Linked DNA regions of Mus musculus: region 2 is linked to region 1. Evidence: chromatin loops called from intact Hi-C (ENCODE). Cell type or tissue: left cerebral cortex. All regions are shown on one strand.

The links. Peaks named below come from ENCODE experiments on the same cell type or tissue, not always from the same donor. Only the 100,000 strongest peaks of a DNase experiment are listed, where the experiment ranks them.
Region 2: it touches region 1 in a loop (4-fold over the local background); 9 of 42 quality-filtered maps call a loop at or near these places.

Annotation. Positions count from the first base shown.
Region 1 is chr5:151,139,345-151,147,344 of GRCm38, reverse strand. All of the region lies in intron 1 of Stard13 (StAR-related lipid transfer (START) domain containing 13), which reads left to right. Among named protein-coding and RNA genes, the nearest start is that of Stard13, 47 kb to the left of the region's middle. In left cerebral cortex, a CTCF peak has its summit at 4,913; DNase peaks (open chromatin) are centred at 3,994, 4,562, 4,911 and 6,771; H3K27ac peaks cover 1,933 bases.
Region 2 is chr5:151,186,448-151,194,447 of GRCm38, reverse strand. It overlaps Stard13 (StAR-related lipid transfer (START) domain containing 13), which reads left to right and starts at 4,255. Exons shown (of 14, transcript NM_146258.2): 1 at 4,255-4,522. The coding sequence starts at 4,354. In left cerebral cortex, no CTCF peak of the experiment used is centred here; DNase peaks (open chromatin) are centred at 4,245 and 4,612; H3K4me3 peaks cover 2,134 bases; H3K27ac peaks cover 1,872 bases.

The DNA.
Region 1 (8,000 bases):
GAAGTGCAAACTACTTTGGATTCAGTTTGTCAGTATCTGACAGCATCCTGGTGTGACTGTAAAACTCTCAAAGTTTAAAATATCCCATGGCACCCTGTGGGTTTTCCACCGTGCCCCAAGTGCCCTGGTGCCCATTTAGGGAATGGAGGGTTTAAATGTCATCATTTTAAATTTAAAAAAAAAGTATTGAATTTCACGTATATTGGTATTTTACTTACGTGTATGTCTGTGTGAGGGTGTTGGGTCCCCTAAAACTGTAGTGTGCTGCCATGTGGGTGCTGGGAATTGATCTCAGGTCCTCTGGAAGAGTAGCCAGTGTTCTTAACCACTGAGCCATCTCTTCAGCCTTCAAGTTTCCCCATTTCTGTTTAAATCGATCTGCTTTGAGATTCTCTTTGAGACCTAAGGAAGACGTTTGCTCAGCTTTCTTCCTCCCTGTGATTCTTGCAGCAATTGCTAAAATGTTTAGACTGTAGAAAAGTAAAAGTAAAAAAAAAAAAAAATGTAAATCAATTCTTACAGGTTAGCCAGGTGTGGTAGCACGCACCTTTGATCCCAGCACTCCGGAGGCAGAGGCAGATGGATTTCTATGAGTTCCAGGGCAGCTGGAGTTACACAGAAAGACCCTGTCTCAACCAAAGCAAGCAAACAAGAAATACAAGTTTACCAGTCTTGAAATAAATGGTGTGTTCATTTCTGTAGTAGAGGAAGTGGATAGGAAGGGTCAGAGAACATGACCACCGTGAAAAGCTATCATACAGAAGGCTCCCATGTCAGTGTGGGTATGAAACATGCTCTTCTTCAGACCTGATGGAGCCTAGCCATGGGCTGACAAATTATTGCTCTCACATTATACCTAGGAAGCTGGTATGTCCTATTAGGTAACTTGGTTTATGCAAAGAGAATATTTTACCTATCTTTAAGGAAAATGGTTTTTATGAAACCTGGCTCTCATTTTTTTTTTCTAATTGAAAAATTCTAACTTCATAGCTAATTTTAACAAAACTCACATAAGGTCGGTAGATATCAAGTAATTATTTTGCCAATGTTAAATCCATGGCCAGCCAGTCATGGATGTGAGAAGGCTGGTGAGTTACTAAAGCTTTTGGAAAATCCCCATGGAGAGAGAAGACAGTGTGGGGAGTTTTGATGAGGCTGGGCTACCAGGAGGAAGGCTGGTAGACATTGAAGGATAGCTGAGTTCCCAGGGTCCCCAGTTTCTGGGTCCTCAAGAGCATTCTCTCAGAAGAATAAATTCAGAACACATGAAGGACAATGGGGACCGGAAAGTCAGCACATGACAGGAGCAGTGTGACCATGTGGTGTTCATGGCAGGGAGCAGGTGTTCAGAAACTGCTGCTTGAAACAGCACTTCAGATGAACCAGGCTCGCCCCTTTTTTGTCTCTGAGTACCTGTACTTGGAAGCCACGGGTGCATATAAACATATAAACCCGAGAATGAGCTCAGATTATTTGCAATGCCCCGACCCTGTGCACTGAGTAATGTTCCACCTACATTGTTGTTTCTAGTGTATGGTGGCAGGAGCAATCAATCAATCAATCAATCAATCAATTTTATTAACCAAGTGCTTCTATCCAGCCTGCCATGGAGTATGTATAGTTGATTGAATACACTAGCCTGTGATCTGTGTGATGGAGCAGAGGCCTCCTTTCCTTGGTTTCAATTGCTTAGGTTCAATTGGCTAACTGCAGTCCAAAAATAACAAAGGGAAAATTCAGAAGCAAGCACAGATGCCGTATAATCTTATTATAATGACTTAGTATGATCGTTGTTAATCTTTTTTTTTTTTTTTCTGTTAAATGTTCATCCTCCGTGAGGGCCTTTCTTGGAAGACATCTGGTGGGGAGTGAGATATGCTGAGATAACCCGGAGCTGGGGGATTGTTTCAGATAAAATTCAGAAATTCCGGGGGCTGGTGAGATGGCTCCTCAGTTAAGACTACTTAATGCTCTTTCAAAGGCCCTCAGTTCAAATCCCAACAACCACGTGATGGCTCACAACCATCTGTAATAAGATCTGATGCCCTCTTCTGGTGTGTCTGAAGACAGCTACAGTATTCTTAACACATAACAATAAATCTTTGGGCCTGAGGGAGTGGGGTGGAGCGAGAGGCACTGGAATGAGCAGAGATCCTGAGTTCAATTCTCAGCAACCACATAATGGCTCACAACCATCTGTACAGCTACAGTGTACTCGTATACATAAAACAAATAAATAAATCTTTTCTAAAAATTCAGAAATCTCAAGAAACAAACAAAAAACAAAAACAAAACAGAAAAACTCCACAGAGCTAGGAGTCAGAAAAAGCCATGAGTCCCAGGTGGTCATGCAGTCAGGGCTGTTCTAAGGAATGAATCACTTTCCTTTCTGTGGTCCAACACAGAGTACAGTGCCTGACAGAATGGATGGATGGGATGAGGGGAGAATGGTGGAAGTTGCTTATGGTGAGTTATTTAAAGCCAGCAGGCACTCTCCCCATGTCTGTCCTCCTTCCTCCGGTCTTTACAACAGCCAGCCTTCCAATATCCAAACATTGGCACTGGCAGTGAAGCCAGCCAGGGGGTGTCCTATGAGACTGTAGAACTCCTTAGGCTGTGATGTCCTCTCAGCCACTGGTACTGTGGCACCACTGGGCCTTGTCTCCCCTGTTCTTGAGTAGTGTGCTACCAATGGCTTCCCATTATTGTTCCTGTCTTTGATGGTTCTGGGGATAGGATGACCACTCAAGGGGTTTCTTGGGAAGAAAGTCTTTCCTTTAACCCTGCAGCTCATCCTCGGTATGGCTTAACCTCCTCGTATCTTTCTAAGTCAGTGTTGCAGTCTCCCCAGTAGGAAATACATGGGGTTTGGGGTTTGGTTCTTTGTTTTTGTTTGTTTTCGTGTTTTTTCCTCTTCCTTAAGTGCCCGCAGCACTGAGAGTTTGCCTGTCTTTTCCTTTTGTGGTTCTGGAACTCTTTGCCAGATTCTAGCATCACACAGCTGTAATATAAGCAGAGACAAAGCGCCACGGTATGCAGCTGGCACATCAACAACTGTACATAAGGGTACGGTCTGGGAGCAGATGAGCAGAGGCTGACCTTGGGTATCCTAATGGACAAATAAACCATTCTTGACAGGAGAGAATACAGATGAATCAACATGAGAGTAACAGGAAATAGGCTGAGATTTCAGCAAGAGGGAATACTGTGCATCAAGGAGCAACCCTTGACCAGAAGGATGTTGTAAAGTAGGGGTGGGAGAACGTGACTATAGCTTTAAAAAGATTATGAAATCTCTACTCCCAAAAGCACGGACTATCTGAGTGTCTTGGTTTAAAAATGAAGATTTTTCTGAAATAAGAGAAGGTGAAAAGAGTGATTCTGGAGGCAGAGCTTAGGCTGGTGGGGATTGCCATAGAGTCTTTCAAGCAGCTTCCCTAGATGGGCCACATCCAGGTCTCCTTTCAGTCAAGGTGAGAAGAACGTGCCCAGGCTATTCTCTGCCTACATTGAGAGGTTTGAGAAAGAGGGGTCACTCTTTGACAGCAAGATTAACTGGAAACACAGGGTGATGTCACAACAGCAGTGACTCTTCTCACCTGGGATTGATCTGGGGACACTGATGCTCACAGTCCTGTCTGAAGAGTGAAGTCTCCAGGTCTTCGGCCATCTGCTCGCAATAATGGCAGATTCACTTTCAGATCCCATGACCTCTCAGGGTGCTCTTGCAGGGGTTCTCAAGGCCTGGGGTGAGTGCTGCTTCCCTTAGAGTGCAGGCAGGGTCACCTCAACATCTGAGGCACTCACTGGGGTTCTCTCTGCCCTGATTCTGGCAGCAGACACTCTCCAAAAGAGCCTGCCACATTGTAAACCCATTAAGGCTTGACTCCCTGGGGACAACAAAGAGAACTAACTGCCTTTTGAATGTGGGCTGTGTGGAGGGGACAGCAGTGCCTTCTGGCACCGGGGCTTGTCCTCAGGGCCAGGGTAATCTGTAGGGAAAGTTACAGGCTTCTGAGGGGATATTTTCACAGGTTCTCCAAACAAAAGGCTCTTTCTTTCCACTCTGTCCGACTCTCCTGCTAATTAACTGAGCCTAGTGGAAAGCAGGCCACTTCTGCAAAGAGACTCCTGTGCACGGGGTGCTTAGGATGTTTTTGTCTTGTTTGTCCGAGGAGGCACTGAGAAGGCCCTATTTGGGGAGCTGGTAGCAAGGCTGCCTGCAGACTGTCACAGGACACCTCATTTCTTCTAGTAATTTCCCCCATATGCACAGCCCAGCAAGCTGTGCTCGCCTGGCAGACATGGTAAGCACCTCGTCTAGGTCACTCAGTCCCCTCCTGCAATTGATTGTCCTTCACCTCAGGGACCATTCAGTCCATGTCTTCTTGGCACTCCTGGGCTGTAGCTCACTGACCTCTGTTTACTGCCCTGTTGTCGCTATTTAAGAAGTCCCTTTCCAGACCATCTGTCTTAGATTGCTATTCTGTTTACTTTCCCGCAGGCCCAGGGCCCTGTCTCTTGTATGTCTTTTGAATTCAAAATGCACTGGAGGACCGGGAAGCTCATTAGGCAAGCAATTTCTATTCCAGCGTCTGCTTAGGCAAAGTTTGCCAGAGCCTGCCAGCCTTCTGGAATTGTGGCTGAACCTTTCGAAACTTAGCTTTTAACACTGCCTTTTTTTTTTCTTCCCTTGTTTTGTAATGTTTATAACTAAGTACTATGCAGTTTGGAAAGAGTACTGAATCTTGTTTGTTTTATTCCTGTGTATGACCTTGACCATGAGGAGACATGTAAATTTGATCTGACTCTTATCAGTATTGACTCAAGATTTCTCATTTGTTTCTGTTTAGGCCGGTTTGGTTATGAGACTCGGGGTTGGGGGGGAAGCTCTTCACAGGCCTCTAGTGGACATGCAGCAGAACTGTTGAAATCTCACATTCAAATGCATTGGACCTTGGTGTGGAATTAGGCAATCGCAGAAATAACATTCTTTGTTGGTATTTCAATTAAGGATAAGTCATTGCATTTGTGTTAAAGGCAAAGGGAAGAAGAGTGACCGGAATCAAATTCGTGTTTGCCTTTGGCAGATCACTACCTAGTGGTCAACTTCTGCCGGCTCTATATTTATTTTGGCTTTTATTTGTGTGCCTATGGGTTTTGGGGCCTTCGTGCCACAGAGTGTAGCATGTGAAGGGCAGAGGGTAGCTTGCAGGAGTCCGAACTCTCCTCCTCCCTGTTCATCTCATGTGGGTTCTGAAAGAATAAAAAGGGAAAGGAATGTGCCTGATTCCAGTGAGGCATGGTGGAGGAGATGGTTCATTGTTGACATGGAAGAAGGTGGGAACATCTGGGAGGGTCCAAAGTAGACATAACCCTGAGCCATTCGAGGAGAGGGGGGAAGGGAAGAGAGAGAGGAGAGAGAGGGGAACCAGCAGCCAGGAGGCCCAAAGGTACAAAAAGAGACTAGGTAACCAAAATGGTTAGATTATATAGCGAAGGGAAGCTGGAGGAAGGGCAGCCCAGCCCAATGGGCTGGAGAATTCAGGGCAGGGGATGGAGCACACCAGCCAGCCAGGATGGCCCCTTATCTGGGAGAACCTGGAAGCCTCTCCTTTGATATGTTAAGTAGGCCCCTCTGCCATTTGTCTAGGGTTTGAAACCTAACAGTTTCCAGTCCTGGAAACAAATGCCTCTTCCCTCTGAGCCTTCACCTTCTCCTCATGCAGTTATAACTTTACCAAATACTTTCGCTAGAGCAGCCATACAGAACAATAAAGAGTCTTATTTCATCAAAGCAATTTAATTGTAACATCACCTTATCATTTCAAGTCAACTGCATTGTGAATTCATTTTGCCCAAGGTTGGTGAGGTCTTTGAAATACCTGCTATTTTAATAGATTCGTAGTCTGAATGCTTCACCTGAACTAAGCAAAAAAAAAAAAAAAAAAAAAAAAAAAATCACAAGTCCTTGTCAAGAAATATGTGAAGAATCATTATGCAGAGAGAACCCCACCCTTCCCCGACGCCTGAATCCCACTCCCCACCCCCACCCCCCACCCCACATACAGTGATTTTCCATGAGGGCTCCCTTGCCTCTTCATGCTTCTGTGCCTCGCTTTTATGTTTCCTTTGCTTGAGTAACTCCACCCTTGCACCACTTAACCCACCCAGCAAAATCCTTCATATCCTTACCCATCCAAATCAAATGTTCTTTTTTCTTTCTTTTTTTTTTCTTTTTTCCTTCTCTCTCTCTCTCTCTCTCTCTCTCTCTCTCTCTCTCTGGCAATTCTAACACACACACAGAGTAGTGGATTCTGCACCACTGCTGCCTATTCACTGTATGATAAAGTTAGTTTATAAAGAGCCTGTTTCTTTCTGAGGATGGGTCTTGGACTTCATGTGGCCCATTAGGCTATATTCTGACAAGTGATGATGTTTGCAATGTCCTCTGTACCCGGGCATTTAGTGAAGGTTTCTTTGAAGTTGACTGCTATCCCATGGGGTGCTTATCCTTGGTAAACGGTCAGGGTAAGGTGTTGCATCTCATCTTTTTCACGTCTGTGTGTCTGTGTGTCTGTGCATGCGCTCAGGTATCCTTGGAGGCCAGAAGAGGGCATGGGGTCTCTTGGAACTGAAGTTAAAAGCAGTTGTCCGGTGGGCACTGGAAACTGAACTCAGGTCCTCTGGAAGAGCATCGTTTGAAAGAAAATGCCCAAGTCTTCAGGGAAAGCAGCCAGTGCTCTTAAACTCTGTACCTTCTCTGTAGCCCACACATCTCATGTTCAGGGTGGAAGTCCACCTACAGCATCCTCACTTCCTCTGCTTGCCTCCTTCCTCCATGGCTACTTCAAACTTAAAATGAGATTAAAGGCTCACGTTAACTGTTTGATGGTGGTTGTGATTGATTGAAAGCTTATCTGAAACTTAAAATGAAGTGTTCTTCCTTAGCATCAGGCAAGAATAAGATGTCAAGCAACTCTGCTGTTGATAAAGTTGTTTGAATAATGGAATGCTGGCATCCCATATGCATCAGAAGCCATCCTCTCTTTTATTTATTTCAATTGTATGTGTCTGTATGTTTACCTGCATGGAAGCCTGTGTACCGTGTGTGTGTGTGTGTGTGTGTGTGTGTGTGTGTGTGTGTGTGTGGGCGGGCGCGCGCGTGCGTGTGCCTAGTATCTGGGGAGCCCAGAAGAAGGTGTCAGATCTCTTAGAACTAGAATTAAAGATGGTTGTGAGCTACCATATGGATGCTGGGAACTGAACCCAGGTCCTCTGTAAGAGCAGCCAGTGCTCTTAACCACACAGACATCTCACCAGCCCTTTAATGTCTTTTCTCATAGCTCTGATGGCTGGAAGACTGATCTGGGCAGTCAGCATGGTGTAATTCTGGCAAGGGTCTCACAGCCAGTTAACCCACTGGCTCATTGGTGGATTAATCTACCCCTTCAGCCCCCACTCCTTTCACCACCCAACACTGCTACTCTGGGGGCCAAGTATTGAACAAATGAAATTTGGAGAACAAATAACTTGAGTAGCTGTCTACCCAAAAAAATCAAAAGTCCAATAAACTACATCTTTACACTTAACTCAGAAAGACAGGTTTAAAAGAAATGGACAGACAGGATGGTTCTTTATATTTTATATACACTGTATTACAGTCTGTGGTACTATTATTTCCTGAAGGAGCAGTTATAGTCAAGCTGGCTCTACTACAACTTTCCTTGGACTGTGGCAAGATTGGTTTTGGGATGGCCCTGCGACTCTGACTGTTAAAAATAGAAGTGAGTGAGTTCTCATCCAGAGATCTAAGAGCTTGTGTATAACTGCTGTGTTCCATTCTCATTGTTACCGAGGCTACTACGATGAAGTCTGTTTCCACAACTGTAGTCAGCCTGGAAGGAATGAAGACAGTCTAAAGAGATACTTGCATCTCTCATTCTATCTGTCTATTGAAAAAATGGAATCCAAAACAAATGGGAATTTCCCCAGGAATC
Region 2 (8,000 bases), 47 kb before region 1:
TCCAATATGATGCCTGTCACCACTGGCTGTACCCATAGCTGTGAATGTTGGCATCACTGTCCTGACTGCACTTGCCATTAAGCTTGTGATGCCTTTAGACTAGGAAGGTCATTGGTATAGAGGTGGGCACACACATCACAATAATGCTGACCCCATAGGAGGACTCTGACATGCACCTGGAACCTATGACATGATTTCCAAAGCAGCCTTTTAAATCAGTTTGCGGTTGTTTGCCGCCACTTGTATCTCAAATATTCCCCAGCTTGGCAGCAGTACCTTGGCTCCCTCCACATAGAAAGCCTGCTGAGGAGGCTGGAATGTGTGTGAAGGAGGAGATGGAAGCACTCCCTGGCTTCTATCAAATCACTCCTAGCTTTTGGCTACTCGTGTGCAGGATTCCATTGAGAGTTAATCTGGGATCATCTATCAAAAGACACAGACATTTTAAATATCCTGGGGTTTTGTTTAGAGATCAAATTTCAAAGTTTTGACTGCATCTGGAGTGTTTGCCTCAAGAATGAATACCACAGCAAAGGCCAGACAACTGCCATCACCTTTGAAATAAGCAGAGAGCAGTGGACAATGGAGTGGTGACCCACTAGAAGAAATCATTCCACCCCGCTCTGGTTGGGTGAAGAGGTGAGTTTAAAGGGTCCTCATAGGTCCTTGGGTAAGAGGTTACTTAAAGGAGCACACAGCCTCATCATTGAGAAGCCCAACCCAGCTTGGGAGACTCGCCATGCTACATCTGTACAGCTCTCTGCAGGACCTTCAGGCAGCTCTGCCCATCCCAGTGGGAGGGTGTGTTTCCCCCTCCATTATTGCTGCTGAGATAACCTTGGTGGGCTTTAAGAATCTGTATGCTTCTGAATTTTCCGGGCCTCATAAATTCAGTTTACTTCTGAAGTCTTAGAAGCACCCTTAGTTCCCTCTGTGAGGGAATATTTCAATTCAGTGGAAACAGCCGCATCAGTATGGTCACAGAGACCAGGCTGTGTGAGCACCTGCTGCTTCCCTTTGAGCTGAGTCTAGCGTTCAGCCATCACTCCTAAGAGGCCGGATGGATCAGTCAAGCTTGGAGACACACAGTGACTTCCCTGCTTATGACCTGGGCCGTTACTTCACCCCTATGGGTCTCTATATCCTTTGTCATAAACTATGGTACTTCACGAATTGATAAGCAGGAACAGTAAGTGGCAGAGGCCTAGCATGTAGGTGCCCAACACTCTTGGTCCCTTGCCTCCCTTAGTCCTTGTCCTTGATTCTTCACTCACTTGCTCACCAGAGCAGAGTGGCAGGTCTCTCCAAGATACACAGGGTGGCAGACAAGCCCAGAGAGGTCAGCAGCAGCTTTAAACAGAACACAACCGTCCACCTCTGTTGGAATTTTCCCATGGGGACTGTGTGATCAAAGCAACTCGTGCACAAAAGTTTCACAGCAATGGCAATATCTTACCGTAAAACCAATTCTCAATGGTATCACCCATCTACCTTAAATAAGCTGCTCTAGAAATATAAGACGGCAAAAACACATGGCAGGAAGTTGATTGGTGGCAGATACTGCCTGGGCTCTAACATAAGACCTTAGGGTGTTGCATATGGCATGGAGGAGACTCCGCTCTTATCCTTGGATGCTCTTTTTTTTAAAAACAAAACAAAGCAAACAAACAAACAAAGCTGACTTTTGAGAGGCCAGGTTTTGTTCTAGATTATATTAGTCAAGGATTTAACCCCTCCCCCAATTCCATTTTTGTTCTTTATTGCCTGTCTATGCAACTTTGTGTTTTCCTGTTAATGTTAAATAATACATAGTTACAATCTTGATGCTTTCAGAGTAAGATATTCTAGGCTTTTTCAAAACACATTCCTCATTCTACAAACAAGGAGACAAGGGGCAATATTGTCGCATTTTTTTTTCCAGTTACTATAGAGCTTCTGAGAATCATTCCATTTATTTTAAAAATGTAGCCAAGAGAGCAATGAATTACAATCTTGGCAGCTGTGATGTCCAGCCTTTAAGGGTTACTCATAGCTATAAAGTGACTACACACTATTTCCTGCCTTACTTAGGGTCTTGAAACACAGTTTCTCGTTTTCCTTTTCTTCCTCCACCCATCTTCCATTCCCCCATAGTGAGAAGATGATAACTTCTCACATCTGACTTAATCACCACCACCACCACCCCCAATCGGTGTTGAGCTGTCAAGCTTTTTCCTACATGCCCAAAGTAGGGTCTCAGTGCCAATGTAGCCAATGCTGGTTCTGTCAGCTTGGCTAATGGCATCTGATACTGTGTTACAAAGTTTAACCTTTCCACTGTTCAGTCAGAGGCTTTTGACCTATCAAGCCTTACATACATGCCTCGTACCTTCTACAAATCTATGGGAGAACAAACTCTTCAGATCCCAATAAGAACACAAAGCCCATGATCCGATCCTGTAACATTGTCTCTCTTTATGCCTGAAAACTATCTTGCCTCTTTTTTTATAGTCATCAAATGAGGCTCGTTCACTGTGACGACGAGAGAAAATTATAAAAATCAGGCCAGCAAAGATTTCCACAGGGAAAGGCACTAATTGTTGATGAGCAGAGTGAAGCAATGAGAAGCAAGATCTTAACTGGAGTCGTGTTAAACTTTTTTAAGAATTTCTTTGTTTTATGTGTATGCCTATGTGCCTGAATGCATGTGTGTGTACCACCCACAGACACCAGAGAAGGTTGTCTGGTCCCTGGAACTAGAACCATAGGCACTTATGAACTGCTGTTTGGGTGCTGGGAACCCAACCAAGTACTGTGGGAGTGTAGCCAGCGTTCTTAGCCACTGAACCCTCTCTCTGCCTCCCAATTAAACTTTCTGCTGAAAGTGTCTAGTTATAAGCTAGGTCGTTTCATTTTAAGTCAGTCAAAAGTAAGACCAACCTCTGTGTGTGTGTGTGTGTGTGTGTGTGTGTGTGTGTGTGTGTGAACTCTATTCATTCAGCTCCAGGCTTAGAATTCAGTAAAGTTTCTTCTACCTTTTGTGGTGGTTGTTGTTGTTGTTGTTTGCATCAAACACTTCTAAAGAGGAAAAAACTGGAGAGGAGAAATTCTGACTGCTCTCATATGGTTCCTCAGCTATGGTTAAACTGACTAGCAGTTTCTTTCCCGGCACACTCTGGCTCTCCCCTGTATGCATGTGGACACAGAACTCTCCTGCAGAAAGAGCTCTCCCCAGCTTCTCCTGTCAGGACTCCCAGACTCTTGTTTCTGTTGTTGTTTGGTTTGGGTATTTTGGTTCTGTTTTTTAAAACCAGTCTCTCTGGTTATTTCTCTCAGAAATAATGTTCCGCTAGCCCTGTGGTAGACTTCTCTCTTGTTTTCTTCTTAAATTGAGACCGTTTCACATCTGACTACTTACTATAAGCCTTTATAAGCACTTACTAGAAGTTTCCACTATATTCCCATGGATCAGCAGCTTATACTGGGTCTTTGCAAGGCCACCTGCATCCTGTGTAGTGATTCCTGGCAGCGGCTTCAATATGACTAGCGCTTTGCAGTTGTTTAGTGGTGTTTAAAAACTGGGGGAAGTAGACAAATTAAAGGAGCGTGGCAGGGAGTTCAGGTTGTCTCTTTGGGTCTTTTCTGTAAAAGCCTTTGATGTCCCCATCCCATGTTGGTCCACAGGGTCTTTATTGACCTTTAGTGTCAAAATATGATCCAAAAGTTTGTTTTTCTTTGGAAACGTTTTATCTAATTAATTCCGTTGTAATGAGGCTAGTATTTTATACCCAGCGGCCCATACTTAACTTGAAATGGTGTGTTTCAAATACACAGCTGCAGGTAGCACAGCTATCTTTTTCTTTCTTTTCTTTTCTTTTTTCTTTTTTTCTTTCTTTTTTTTTTTTTTTTTTCAAATTAAACCTAGTTGCTGCTGGCTTTAGGAAAGCCAAAAACTCTTTCTCTAACTTTCATGACCTCAAAAGGTTCCTATGCCAGGGCTTGTTCGACCTCTCCTGTCTTCTGTGTCCCTCTCCTCTTTCAGCTCTGGGGTTGGGGGGCTTAGTCAGCCCCAGGCGCTTCCAATTCTCTATCAGCTTTAAGCGCAGCTTGAAGGAACTCCTCAGCTGCTGGTACAGCCTCGCGGTCGCGTTCGGCCGGGACACGCCCAATACTTTCTCCTTGTCCTATGATTGGCTCACGAGGTCACATGAGAGCCCCGAAGGGTTGGAATTCTGACTTGTGGCTTTTGGCACTCCTTTTTCTTTTTTAAAAATCGCTGGGTCTGTGGCTCTCTCCTGGGGCTCCATTGACTGAGGCTGGAGACAGCTGCGAAGAGCCACCGGCAGCTGAGGTGGCAGTGGAAACTCTCCCGAGATGTTCAGCCAGGTGCCCAGGACGCCGGCTGCAGGCTGCTACTATCTAAACCCCTTGACACCTGAGAGCCAGGAGATGTACTTGCGATTTGATCAGACTGCCAGACGCTCTCCCTACAGGATGAGCCGGATCCTAGCACGCCATCACCTAGTGACTAAAATCCAGCAAGGTGAGTTGCGGGCACTGCCAAGGTGCCGCTTATTTCTGTTGGCTCTGTCTTGTGCTGCTTACAAAGTTATTGTTTGCGCTGTACACCGCACGGATTCTTATGCCACGCTGCGTGGAACTCTTTCAGATAACTTTAGACTTCGGTTCTAAGCAGTCTGTCACAGCACCGAGCGCCTCATAACTAACGAAAATATCCCCAGTAGAACGTGAATCATGAATTCCTAATCCTCTGTGTGTCAACAGAGCAAATGAGAAAGGTTTACTCAGTGTGTGTCTTGGGGAGCTTTTCTGCAGGTAAACTCATACTGTGGTCATATTTAAAAGTGGACACTTGTTTGTTTAATTAGTGAGAGAGCTGGCGACTAATGGCCCAGCGTTTATAGTACATCTTCATTGAAGGAAAACAGTAAGAATCTAAGCTTAAGGCCATTGGACTGACAACTTGAATTACAGTCTCTTCCTGTCAGTGTGCTTGTGTGCATAGTCACCACTGATTTGTTGACACCGTTTTCTTGCTAAAGGATAAATGTGACTCTTCACCTCAAAACAGAGCCTATGACTACACACACTTAGGAGCACTGGTTTCCTAAGGCAGGTTGACAGTACTGATTACAGGCTGCTAAGTGATCCTTTTCTATTCTCAAGGGAAAACATTAAAAACTCTTGTACCTCAAACATTAATAAAACTCATGGATTTTTTTTTTAAGGCTTAAAGCTTATGACATGCCCTGTGTGGTACAAATTTGAAGATACCCATTTAAGAGACAGACACATCCATCCACAGTCAGTAAATAGTCACCTAGCTCTTAACTACAAACCTAACTAAACTATTACATTGGCCCTACCAGGAATTTTCAAGAGCTATTATGAAAATACCGTTCCCAGTTAGATAAATGAATTTGAGATTATATTGAATTTTAGAGGGGAAGTTAAAGTCTGTAATCTTAAAAGATCTCACTGTAATGTCTCCAAAAGGAACAATACACATTCTAGCAGCGACATTTAATGAGATTGTTTCCTTGGAAATGGGCATTTGTTTGCGAAGGTTCAGGAACTGGCTATGTGTGAAGGATACTGGCGCGGCATACCAGTATGATTGCAGGAAGGATATTAAGTCACTCCATGAACTCTGTGTGCAAGTCTCACTTGAATGGAAACAAAAGTATTCCCTGTGGCTCGATTTAAAAATACATTCAGTTGAGAATAAGAACCAGCTCCATCTTCTATTGAGAAACTACTTACAATGGGAGTGTATTGGGCATTAGGTATATAATCCTATGGACACTGGAAGTTTCCAATCTTCTTTATATGTATTGTTAGTCATTGACATGTTCCTTTGGGATAATGGTTGTTTTGGGTGAATTACCATTCTTGGTGAAAGTGGGTCATTCTTATATATGGACACCGTATTTCTGTGTTTTATTTTTTTCATACTTAGAAAATGTGAGGAGGTTCCTTGGTTTTTTTTTTTGTTTGTTTGTTTGTTTTTGTTTTTGTTTTTTTTGGTTGTTTGTTTTGTTTTTAATGGGGTAATGGAATGATTGGAGCCAATGAATTCCTAAACATTAAAAGCTACAGGTAGGAAACAGGAAAGAATCCTACCTCTAGTGATCCAGAACTCATGATGGGTGAATATCGCACAATGTTTAGTGAGCAGGTACAAAGTGATTTTATTGGATATACTATATTGATAGGTTGGTGTGGTCTCACAGCCCAGGATGCTAAAATTTGCAACATATCAGGCTGTGAGAATTATGAATGCTAATTTATTTTTCTCTCAGAAAAAGTGCTTATAGTTAGGTGCCGCTTTAGATCCATTGTAAAGATGAGAAAACAGAGGCAGATCCCTATAGGAGGACTGGCATTTGAACACAAATCCTGAAACTTGTGCTCTTCACCGAACTGTACTGTGTTTGGGCTTTTATAATGAATGCTAGATAAAACGCTGGCCCTCTAGTAGGCTTGGGGTTCTATAATATACCAAAGACATGTAAGTACGGAGAGCAAGCACCCCATTAGAGTCCCAGTTGGCTCCTCCTCCTCTGATTTCCAGTCAGGTTTTATTTCTATAGTGGGAGCAGTGTACTGTGAGCTTTGGTATGTTTGGATGGTTAGTACCCAGTCGTACAGAACACCTAGTTAAGTTACTAATAATCTTTCATTATCCAACTAAAGAAAAGTGCATATAAAGTTAATGTAAGCTCGATATTTGTAAATCAGTGTCTTAAAATGCAGCCCCAGCAGTAAACTTCCAGCACTCTCCTTTAGATCTCTCAGAGAAACGTTTGCACATTGTATAAAGATAATTTGCAACACCGTGGCTGTGGCTTCTCCTGGCTGGTAGGAAGATTACAGATGAAAGTCAGTTGCTCTCTGATGACCTCATTCCAGTGAGCTAATCATTGAATGGCATGGCCATGATTCAAAGGCAGATACACTCATGAGGAGGGAAAACAAGGAAGGGAATAATGGAACCTTTGATGATGCTTCAGATCCGAACTGGTACCCAAACCAGAGACGAATCTGAGCTTGCTCGTCTCGTCGCATAACCCAAAACTTGCGCACACGTTGTTTCTCTAGCCTCTTGCACGGCTGCTCTGTAGTTAATTCCATCTAAAAAGAGAGAGGTTTAAAACAGAGAGCCACAGAGCAGAGTGAGAACCTCCCAGAAGTCACACTGCTCCAACCCCTACCCTTACCAACCTGTTCTTACTGGAATCAATTAGGAAATTGTTGTGGGAGACATAGAAAGGGAACAATAATGGCTCTCAGTAGGACCTCACTACTTATTCCGCTCACCAGGAGGAACTGCAGAGAGAGAAAAGAGGATCTGGGTGTGAGGGCAGAGTGATGCCAATGCAAAATAGAACTGGATTTTTTTTTCTAAATTTTATTATAGTGAAATATATACATCTTAAACCAACCATAAGCAGCCATTTAAACTGTATTGAATGGTCATTATTACAGTGTTTCCAGCCACTGCTCTAGTCTACCTCCACGGCCTTTATGTCTTACTGGAACCGAGACTCTAGCTACACACCTTGCATACAGAGGACCACACAGTATCTGTCTATTGTGACCGAATGATTTCATTTAAGCCAACGTCCTTTAGGTCCATCTGAATTACGGTATTTTCACTCAACTTGTTTCCATTTGAATGCTGGGTAGTATTCCATTGCGTTTCTGTGCCATATTGCCTCTTTGAAATGTAGCTGTTATAATCTTCATGCTGTAGAAGAACTGGACTTCCATTGCTGCTCTCTTAGGATATCAGAACATCATGGTCTCACATAACATCCACACACTTTTTGAAAAAGCCAAATCAAAGCAGACCTATAAATATGATTGGGGTTTTTTTGGGGGGGAGACTATCTTTTTTCTTTTTATTTGAAATTCTCAAAACCCATCCTGAGATAGCCCAGATTTCAGTAACATATATCAACAAAAGGAAAAAGTCGGGGATCTAGGCTCTGCTCCAA